2 separate regions of the Homo sapiens genome follow, and region 1 is linked to region 2. A link is a loop called in an ENCODE intact Hi-C map of the cell type or tissue named here. Cell type or tissue: mesothelial cell of epicardium. All regions are shown on one strand. Each heading gives the region's core, and the rest is flanking DNA. Links, peaks and the distances in the headings are about the cores only. Region 1 overlaps NPC1L1 (NPC1 like intracellular cholesterol transporter 1). Region 2 overlaps NUDCD3 (NudC domain containing 3).

Evidence for each region. Peaks named below come from ENCODE experiments on the same cell type or tissue, not always from the same donor. Only the 100,000 strongest peaks of a DNase experiment are listed, where the experiment ranks them.
Region 1: it touches region 2 in a loop (14-fold over the local background); 1 of 110 quality-filtered maps calls a loop at or near these places.

What each region holds. Positions count from the first base shown.
Region 1 is chr7:44,510,197-44,515,568 of GRCh38, forward strand. NPC1L1 (NPC1 like intracellular cholesterol transporter 1) reads right to left here. Exons shown (of 19, transcript NM_001101648.2): 19 at 2,339-3,453. The coding sequence ends at 3,251. It also overlaps the pseudogene RPL36AP27. Among named protein-coding and RNA genes, the nearest start is that of NUDCD3, 22 kb to the left of the region's middle. In mesothelial cell of epicardium, for the core only: no CTCF peak of the experiment used is centred there; no DNase peak of the experiment used is centred there.
Region 2 is chr7:44,397,513-44,402,884 of GRCh38, forward strand. The region is part of intron 4 of NUDCD3 (NudC domain containing 3); the gene reads right to left. Among named protein-coding and RNA genes, the nearest start is that of CAMK2B, 75 kb to the left of the region's middle. In mesothelial cell of epicardium, for the core only: no CTCF peak of the experiment used is centred there; a DNase peak (open chromatin) is centred at 2,509.

The DNA of each region.
Region 1 (5,372 bases), core at 225-5,224, 110 kb after region 2:
TCAACCGTATGTTATTTTATATGTGTGTGTGTGTCTGTGTGTGTGTGTGTGTGTGTGTGTGTGTGTGTATAATAACATTATACAGTTGAACAAATACTACAGATAGGACTGGCATGGTGGCTCATACCTGTAATTCCAGGTACTTGGGAGGCTGAGGTAGGAGGATCCCTTGAGGCCAAGTATTCAAGACCAGCCTGGGCAACAAAGTGAGAACCCCATCTCTTAAACAGACAAAAATAAATACTAGAGATAAAAAGGGATATTTTTATAGTCATTTCAAACTATAAAAGTCTCAATTTATCAAGAAGGTTAAAACACCCTAAACTTGTATGCATCATACACACACACAGACACATACACACACACACACGGCTAAGATTTATTTTAGCTAGAATGTCTTGTTTCTAATGGGAAGGTTAGCCACATAACCCAGACCTCCCCCCTGCACTCCTTCCTCTCTTTGTATATTCTTTTTTTTTTTTTTTTTTGTTGAGACAGAAGCTCACTCTTTCACTCAGGCTGGAGTACAGTGGTGCCATCATAGCTCACTGCAGCCTCAAACTCGAGCTGAAACAATCCTCCCACCTCAGCCTTCCAAATAGCTAGCCTGGCTAACTTTTAAACTTTTTGTAGAGACAGTATCTCGCTATGTTGCCTAGGCTGGTCTTGAACTCCTGGCCTCAAGCAATTCTCCTGCCTCAGCCTCCCAAAGTGCTGGGATTACAGGCATGAGCCACCGTACCTGGACTCTCTTTGTATATTCTTTTTTTTTTTAAACATAAACTCAATATTTTATTGTCTTCATAATAAAACAAAAGATGACACTTAGAACTGGATCACTTGGCCCTTGCTCTTCTTACCTCCTCCCAGTTCAAAATGCTTGTATCTCTTAATAGCCAGCATTCTCTTAGATCTGCAGTTGGGCTTCATGCACTCAAAACTTAGCACAATCTTCTTTGTAGTTTTAGCCTTTTTCTGGAAAATTGGCTTAGTCTCCCCACCATAGCCCCTCTGCTTCCTGTCATAACATGGCTTTCCCTAGGCATACAGGGAAATGTGTCCTGTGTCACTCTGTGGGGCTGGTGCTTCCCACACTTCTTACAGAAAGTCCAGTGGGTTTTAGGAGTGTTCACCATGTTTGCAGGAGCACTATTGGCACTCTTTGTGTTTTCTTGATTTTATTTGCTGTTAAATATGTTGCAACTATTTTTCTGAGCTCATATGTGTCTTTCAACTTTCTTTAATTTTTTGTGTGTTTTCAGATGTTTTCCATTATTATATGGTCATACCTTAGTGTTTACCTTTATGGCTTCTGGACTTTGTGCTTAGGAAACTTTTCCCCCTCCAAGATTATAACATACTCTTCTGTGTTTCCTTCCGATAGTTGTATAGTTTCATTTTTGTGTTTAGTGCTTTAATCTGTCTGTACTTTTATTTTGTGTATTGTGTGAAGTATAGATATAACTTTATTTTGATCCAAATAATTTGCTCACTACTCTCACACCGTTTACTGAAGGATCTACCCTTTCCTCTGATTTGAAATGTCTGCTGTCAAAAGCTATTTTGTTCCTCAAATCTATCTGTTTATTCTGCACCTGTGGAGTTTTTAACAGGGTGAATTGTGCGATTTCTCCTCAGCCTCTATTCCCTCGTAGCTGTCCCTTCACCAAACCTCCTGTCCATCATGGTCAGCCAGCAACCCTCCCAAAGGTGGGCTAATGATGCTGGCACATGGGGCTCTTATGAGGACCCAAAAGTAGATAGTAGGCTCCAGAAACGCCAGCTCCTTTCCACCCCTTTTTGCTTGTCTTCCCTTTACATGCTGACAGTCCCTCTGAGCCTCAAAGCAACAGCAGCCCCTCAGCCAAACAAGGGCTGGACCCAGCATGGGGCAGAAAGACTCGAGGGGATCTGGAATGTTCCTTGACATTTCCACCCACTGCCCTGGCCTGGGGCCCTCCTGGGAGCTGGTTGTTTGTACGGTGGGTTCTTCCCTCCTTGAATGCACCGTGGTTCTCCTGTAGCTCCTCCAGGTGTTGCCTACTTCACAGTCTCTTCCAGAAAAGGAGGGGCTGCACATCCTACTCCTGACTGACTCTCAGGCTCTGTGCCCTCCCAGTTTGAAGAGAAATTACTCCCACTCCTCAAAGGCCCTTGTAAGGCATGAGCACACAATGGCCTGGCTACTTTCTTGAAAAGAGGGAGGAGAAATAGAACAAAACACAGACTAGTATCTCCACAAATCACTCTCCCACACATGTATTATTTGTGTCATTCACAAAAATTATCTTAAACCGAGAGGAGGAAGCCAGGGTAGGACATGTGACATAAAACACCATTTCTGCCAACAAATGTTTATTAAACACCTATGTGCACAGCACAGAGCCAGGATCTTCATCTCCACTGCAGTTCATGCTTCTGGAGAGCTGTCCAAAAGCTCGGGTTGGGCTGGTTTGAGGCCTGGGATCCAGGCCCGAGGTGAAGATGGGAGGACCAGCCCAGCCCCAAGAGCTCCCAGCCTTCAGACTCCTGGGTGGCCTTGACTGGCAGCAACAGCCTTAATAAGTATTGGAGCTGGAGACCAAACCCAACACCATTTTCCAGGAGGGGCTAATCCATGACCAAGGTGCTTATGAGAGCATCCTTCCTGGGCCTTATGAGAGCATCCTTCCTGGGCCCTTCTCTTGCCAGAAAAGGCCGTGGATGGCAGACCTGCAGGTGCGCCCTGGAGGGAGTGGCTGCCGACCGGCCTCCCACAGCGTTGGCTCTTGGCCTGAGCCTTTGCCTCTCTCTGGCCTCCTGTGATATCACACCCAGGGTAGTGGTCATTGTCTGTGTTCTCAGGGACACTGCTACGTGTTAAAGACTTACTGACACAGAATTAAGACTTTCGAGAGAGGAACTGAGAAGGGAAAAGTTGGATGAGAAGTGGGCTCCTAGGAAAGTGAGTGAGTGTGGGACAAACATGGAGTGTGTCTGTTCCTGCCAACTTCCAGACCCAGGCCCAGGAGGAGGCACTGCCCAAGGCCTAGGTGACTTGGAAACTGGGGACCCACTATGGGAGCAGAGGAGCCATCAGTGGTGCTGCCTGGATACCTCAAGAGCAGGCCATCCTCCAGTGACAGGCAGTCTCATGGGAATGGCCTCCCCTAGGATTTGAGGAGGGCGTGTGTCAAGGGGCAGTCACAAGGAAGATCCCCATAACCCTTTGGTTCAGGGCCATAGAGCCTAGACAGGGCCTCTGGCTGTATCAGAACTGCCGCCCATTGTTGGGCAAGAAGTTGCTGATGGCACCAGCACCTTTGATAGAACCTTCAAAGCTGTGGTTGACATAGATGTTGTCAGCTGTGGAGACTCGGGAGGGGTGATTTGGGCAAGAGGCCACCATGACTGCTGCCACCGCCTCCTCAGCCCGCTTCTGCTCCAGTGCCAGAGCCGGGTTAACGTCAGGCCCTGCGGAGAGACAGAGAACCACAGTCAGAGAGGTGGGCAGGGGACACAGGTGAGAAGCTATTCCTGGTTCTGTACAACAAACCCAGGGCAGGAAGGGTCCCAGGGGGGATCTGTGCCATGTGCCTTCCAGGGTCACTATGTTCACAGCCCAAGCTTCAGGGATGTCCTGGTCCCTCCATCCCCCAAGCATTTTGGGAACCTCCAAGGAATAGCCACCACCTGCAGCTCCAAGGCCCTGGATATCCTTTGTCCAAGCACACCCCACGACTGCTCCTCCTTGCCCCTCTCTTATGTCTCATCCACCACCCCCAGCGCACACACTCTACTCCTTCCAAGAGGGTCAGGGAGTCCCCACAAGAGACATGGTTAGGAACCACAGAGCTGTGTGGGCTCCAACCCCTACTACCTTTGACCAAGTCTGTAACCTGGGGCAGGTGTCTCAGTTCCCTCATCTGTAAAATGGGAAGGATAATAATACCTGCCTCGGGGGTAGTAAGAGAATTACAGACACATATGTTGATGCACAAACACACCCCTCTATAAATGTCCTCTAATAATATTATTACCATCTGGTGGGAGGTAAAATTGAACTCCTCCCAGCTTGCCCACCCTGAGAGCCAGAAACACCTTCATCCTGGGAGGCTCAATTTGAGCTTCCATGTGCCTCAGCCTCCCAAAGTGCTAGGATTACAAACATGAGCCACCACTCCTGGCCAGCATTTCAAAATATTAATGAGACCGGGTGCGGTGGCCCACGCCTGTAATCCCTGCACTTTGGGAGGCCAAGGCAGATGGATCACCTGAGGCCACAGGAGTTCGAGACCAGCCTGACCAACATGGTGAAACCTGTCTCCAATAAAAATACAAAAATTAGCCAGGTATGGTGGCATACACCGATATCCCAGCTACTCGAGAGGCTGAGACAGGAGAATCGCTTGAACCCAGGAGGCAGAGGTTGCAGTGAGCTGAGATTGCGCCACTGCACTCCAGCCTGGGCAACAGAGAGAGACTCTGTCTAAAAATAATAAAAATAAAAATAATTAAAATAATTAAAAACAAATTAATGATAGGGCTGGGCACAGTGGCTCACGCCTGTAATCCCAGCACTTTGGGAGGCCTTGGCGGTTGGATCACCTGAGGTCAGGAGTTCGAGACCAGCCTGCCCAACATGGTGAAACCCCGTCTCTACTAAAAATAAAAAATAAATAAATAAATTGGCCAGGCGTGGTGGTGCGCACCTGTAATCCCAGCTACTTGGGAGGCTAAAGCAGGAGAATGGCTTGAACTTGGGAGGCAGAGGTTGCAGGGAGCTGAGATCATACCACTGCACTCCAGCCTGGGCAACAGAGCGAGACTCCATCTCAAAAAATAAAAATAAAATAATGTAAAGTAAAATAAAATAAATAACAAATTTAAAGTAAAATAAAAGCCAAGCGCAGTGGCTCACACCTGTAATCCTAGCACTGTGGAAGGCCATGGTGGATCACTTGAGCTCAGGAGTTTGAGACCAGCCTGGGCAACATAGGGAGACCCCATCTCTACAAAAAATAAAAAATTAGCTGGGCATGGTGGTGTGCACCTGTGGTCCCAGCTACTCGGGAGGCTGAGGTGGGAGGATCACTTGAGCCTGGGAAGTCAAGGTGGCAGTGAGCTGTGATCATGCTACTGCACTCCAGCCTGGGTGTCAGAGCAAGACCCTGTCTCCAAAAAATATTAATAATAATAATAGAATGGAACCAGCAATATCAGAATGCTTCACATGTATAAAGGAAGTATTAATATTATTTAGTGAAGCATTTGTTTTAGGCAGGCATGTCTATGTGTGCCCGTGCATGTCACCTCTCTGTGTAAAATATATTTCTTGCTGAAGGGCATGCTTAAAAGTCCAACAGCAGTGCAGTGAAGATCCACAGTGTACA
Region 2 (5,372 bases), core at 295-5,294:
TGTCTAGGGGCATCTCATCATGGTTTTGCCTTGCATTCCCCTAATGAATCATGACGTTAAGCTTCTCATGTGCTTATTAGCCTTCTCATTTTTTTTAACATTTTATTTGTAAAGAATTTTAAGCTTAAAGTTACTAGAATAAGTACAAAGACACCCATACAAGTGTTTAGCAGCTGTGTGTCTGTACACAGCTCTCTCACTCTATATGTATGCTGTATGTATAATATATAATAACATAGTATTTTCTCTGAATCATTTAAGAATAGGTTGCATTCATCTTGGCCCTTTGTCCTGAGTTATTTCCTAAGGACAAGGAAATAACTTATGATGATTTACGGAACAGGGTCCAGTCCAGAGTCCTTCCTGCATCTTGGGGGTCCTGTCCTCTTTAATCTAGGACATTTCCACAGCCTTTTTCCTCCCCTGACATCTCCTGATTAACTCATGTGTGCACACCCAGCTGGACACACATGTGTTCCACCTGCAGGCACACAACATCCACAGCCCTCAGTGGGTGGGGTGTTCACTCAGGTTACCTGGCCAAAGGGAGGTCTGACTTCTCCACTGTAGTTATTGACTTGCAAACTCTCCTCTCCAGAACCCCTGCATCCCTGCTCCACCCTGCCCCGCATAGCATCTGCCGGTCCCATCTGTCCCACGAAGGCTGGGAAATGCTGACTTTCTTGCCCTAGTCCCTCCACACTGACTGATGGCTTATGCATCTTATTGAAGCAAGCACCTTCTCTTCTGCAATGAAATTATCTATCTATTGCTGTCAGTACTGACCCCTGGATTCCTGGCCTCTCTGGTCTCTCAATGGCTTATAACTCATTACCATGCTTAATTATGTTGGTGTGAAACAATCCCAGACAAGGTTGGTGGAGGTTGCTTGACTTTGATGGTGCTCAATCATTTCCCTGGCACGTTCTCATTTTCCAGCATAACAAAATGCTCCAGGTTCCTCTTTTATCTACCCAGTCCCAGACCTCTAATCAGTCCATTTCTGAGGGACCCCAGACTGCAGGCTGAACAGTGTTCCCAAAATGTCCTCACAGAAACTTCCACCTCAACATGAATAAACTTACCTCAGCATCCCCCAATCTGCGCTGATGACTCACCAGCATTTATATCCCTTTCCTTCCTTAGTAACGGAACCTCATTTCTATTCAGGGAAGCAATGTGCCCAGCGAGGACGACTTTACTCCTCACAGCTGCCCGCGTGATCGAGACTGGGCCAATGAGACTTATGGGAATGTTGTGGGACGTTCCTTCCGGGAAGGCACCTCAGAGCGAGGGCAGATAACGGGGTGAGACGACAGCGTGGCAGAGGTCCAGGGCACCTGCTCAGCACCTGCTGCTGGGGGAATGTGGGCCACAATGGAGCAGATCTGGCTTCTCAGGACACACCACAAGTCAGCACTGTTATGAGCAATCTCCTGATTTTCAATGCTGTCAAATATTTTTTTAAGCTTGAAAATTAGAAACAAAATTAAGACACTGTATAGGCCAGATAGGACCCAGCTGTGGTCTGAGTGTGGCTGGAAGGCCCATGTATTCCAGGGATGGGGCCGACAAAGCAATGCCGAGCTGCGTTCCTTTCCTCTCCTCCAACCCCATGAAACGAGGGTGCCCAGCACCCTGTCCATGGTGCCACCAAGAGGCACCATTAGCCGGCTCTGCTCAGCACATTCCTTCCACTCACACTGGAACAGGTTTCCTTGGGCTACCGCCTTCTGTTAAATCTGTAAGCTTCAGCTCTTCCCTACTGGAACTGATGAAGGATTCTGATTTCCCCTGAAAAACGCTGAGGGCTCTCCCTAGAGACATCACTTGCACTGAAGGCTTAAGGGCTCACATTACATTCACATACTAATTTCCAGGCTCTGGGCTCTTGCCAAAATGCTAAGGTAATTTAATCTGTAGTTCCCACTCTGAGTTTATGAAGAAGTATGTTAAGTAATCCATGGGATGGCCTCAATGAGCCAGGAAAGTTGTGGGGACTCAGGAAAGTGGCTCGCCAATGAGGACAAGTAGACAATAAACCACCCATCTTCATTTTATCCTCACAATTGTTCTAAGAAGTGACACTGGAAGTATCTGGGTAAATTAGCAAAGATAAGTGAAGATGAAAAGCCCACTGTTGGTGGGGATGTGGGGATATAGGGCTAATGTCATCGGCGACACTCCAGAAACAACTCATCCACCAGGGAGAACCACAGCAACAGCTCAGAGGCTGCAGTTACACTAGAATTCCACTCTTGAGAAATAATCTAAATTGAGGGGAGGAGGTGGATACAGCTTGCACAAAAACACTCACAGGGTTCAAAAATCATAAACAAATATATTACGATGAGTTTTAAAGCCTGAGCTTCAAGGTCTAACTCCTCAAAGAATACTCCAGAGCAATTTCACTGATTTTAAATGACTTGTGTGCGCACCACGTCAATACATGAAGAAGTGTATATGGAACGGCATTCACCTCACATACAGCTACAACGACCATCTCAAGCATAGCCATGTCCAAGAGCCCCCGCAGCAGAGCAGCCACCCACGGCAGCATGGAGGACAGCCTGTCAGCTCCCCCGACTGCAGGAAGAAAGGAGGATGGTGCGCATGCCAACTGCCTAGCTTTGGGGACTGAACGAGCTATCGGAAAAAAGAGCTGGTGCCGTTGCCACGGCTGATTTTACATCTTCGTAACCAAGAAAGGAGCTTGCCTGAGTCAAGAAGTCTCATTTAACATTCTGAAGTGTGGGAGGGAGGGAGGGAGGCAAGAACTGTCATACGGTTTTAGCAGCCACCCCTGCCTGCCCTGGCTGGCTGATGTGGGATCCACGGCACAGGGAGGAGCAGGTTATGTGGAAGGCAGCTGGGAAGCGAAGGCCATGTCTGCACTGGGCTGCCAGGAGGTCAGAAGGTCAGAATATCTAACCAAGGAGCTGAGGGTGGTGGCAGCAGCGCAGCTCTGGACGCCATCCCTTTGCATCCTTCTCATCTCATGCAGCCTCACAGCAGTGCTGTGATGGGAGACCTGCACTGGTGTCTGGGGCTGCCCTAACAGGGAACAACAGACCAGGCGATACAAGGCAATACAAATTTATTATCTCCCAGCCCCATGGGCCAGAACTCTGAAATCAAGGTGTCAGTAGGGCCATGCTCCTGCAGAGACTCTAGGGGAGGATCCTTCCTGCCATTTCCAGCTTCTGGTGGCTCCAGGTGTTCCTGGGCTTGGTGGTTATATCATTCATCTCTGCCCTATCTTCTCATGGCCTTCTCTGTGTCTATCTCTGTCTTCTCCTGTTTCTTATAAAGACAGGTGTCACTGGATAATCCAGGGTGATTCCATCTTGAGAGATCCTTAACTTAATCATATCTACAAAGACCCTTTTCCCAAATAAGGCCACATTCACAGGATATCTCCAACCCTTTAGAGCAAAGCCCTCAACTCACTTTCTTTAGCCATTCCCAGTGCCTGCACAGGGTTGGGTACTTAATGATAAGAAACCAACAAACATTGGAGATCAACAAGACTACAGTGCTCAACCTTGTTTGAACGGTGAGAAATGGAAGTACAGCAAGGCTAAAGAGATGACCCAAAACCTGGCAGCTGCTTGACAGGGAGCTGCAACCCAAAGCCAGCCCCTCTGATTCACCTGCAGTCCCTCTCTGCATCCACACGCTCAAAGCAGTGTGCCAAGCTCCACACAGCAGACGTGATGCAGCAAGCGGGAGGCAAACAGGATCTTCGTGAATCAAAGCAATCGGCTCATTAATTCACAATATTATCTCAGATATGTAATCAGAGGAAACAATGTGGGCTTAAAAGGTCACACATAAATAAATAATTATATCAAGAAGACAACAAACGCCTTAGCTCCTGTAAACAGCAAAGTTTCTGTGATATACTCTGTGTTTACTGCAGTAGAGGCTACGTGGTCCAGAAAGAGGTGGAGGCAGGCAGAGCCCTGCACGGGAGCACTATGGGAAGAGTTTAAATGCTCTCCATAACTCCTCTTTATTCAGGTACTTGATTTCTCACAGGTGAAGGTGCATTAGGAACGCAATGCCATCTATTGATAATAAAGGCACTTTAAGGAACCATGGGAAAGAACTCATGCAGTGTTTCAATTGTAGAGGAATTTTTAGCAGAGAATATTTAGGAGCCGTGTTCACGGGCAGTGACAGGTGCCCCTCAGTCTGCAATGGTTCTGCTGAATTTCTACAAGCTCTTTGAGTAGCAGGTGTTTCATGAAAGCTAACTAAAAAAACTAAAGGCAGCCAGGGCACAAATGAAGCCTGGACTCAAGCAGAACACACAGGTGGAGACAGGCCTGCCGGGATTGTGCTATGGCCCCGGGGGCCCTGGCATGAAAGTTAAACATCCAGCTATCCTCTTAAGGCACAGCTCCCCCAACCTCCTGCCTGGTGGCTGCATCTCACACATTTACCTAACACAGGGAAGACTCTGAAACCCACAATGGGGACCCACACTCCTCCCTCATGTTCTGCTCCACAGAGCCTTTCAGCTGAAACGGAGCAATGCTTCCCAGCCCCGACAGGTCTGAGCCTTCTCCAGAGACTCCCGTTTCTCACAGCACTGGAAAAAGCCTTCTGGGACAAGGCAGGCATGGGTTTGAGGTCTAGCTCTACCCGCTTCGCAAGCTACTTACCTTCTCATAGCCTCAATGTCCCAATACGTAAAATAAGTTTGCAGAGAATTAAACAGATTGTAAGGCACCTCACAAAGAGCCTGGCCCAAAGACTGTGTTCATTGAATGGCGGCCATTATTAAAAGAAGTTAATGTTTTGGCCACTAGTCACATCCCTATTCCACTTGTATTATACATACAAGTGTACAAAACGCACACAAAAAAGAAACATGGCTTTGAAATATCCACGAAGAAGTTAGAGTTACTTCCGTCAACAAAACCCTTAAGAGTTGAGCTATGTATTAATAATCACATATTTATGCAAATAGTGTAAAGTAAAAGGAATCATTGGTACCCTGATTGTAATCCCAAAAGATTCCAAATACGGTGGCTATGGGCTCAGAGACCAGTGACTAAGGCTTTGGGCTTCTGCATGAAGTATCTAAAAAGTGCAACCGGACCACACACGGGGTTGCTCACCAAGAGCTCCTCGCTCAGAGGGAACCAACTTGAGAGCATCGTGACCTGCTCCATGATCTGCACTGAGTTCACCCAACGGAAGGCAGGAGAGTCAAGGCCAGTGTTTTAAGGCAGGGCTATCACGACCTCTCAGTCCATGGAGATGGCAACCCCAGGATCACGGGCTCACTAGTGTAATACAGGCGGCCAGGGCTGCACCTTCAGAGGGCAAGCTAGCCGGCCCCAGTACTACTAGTGCATCAC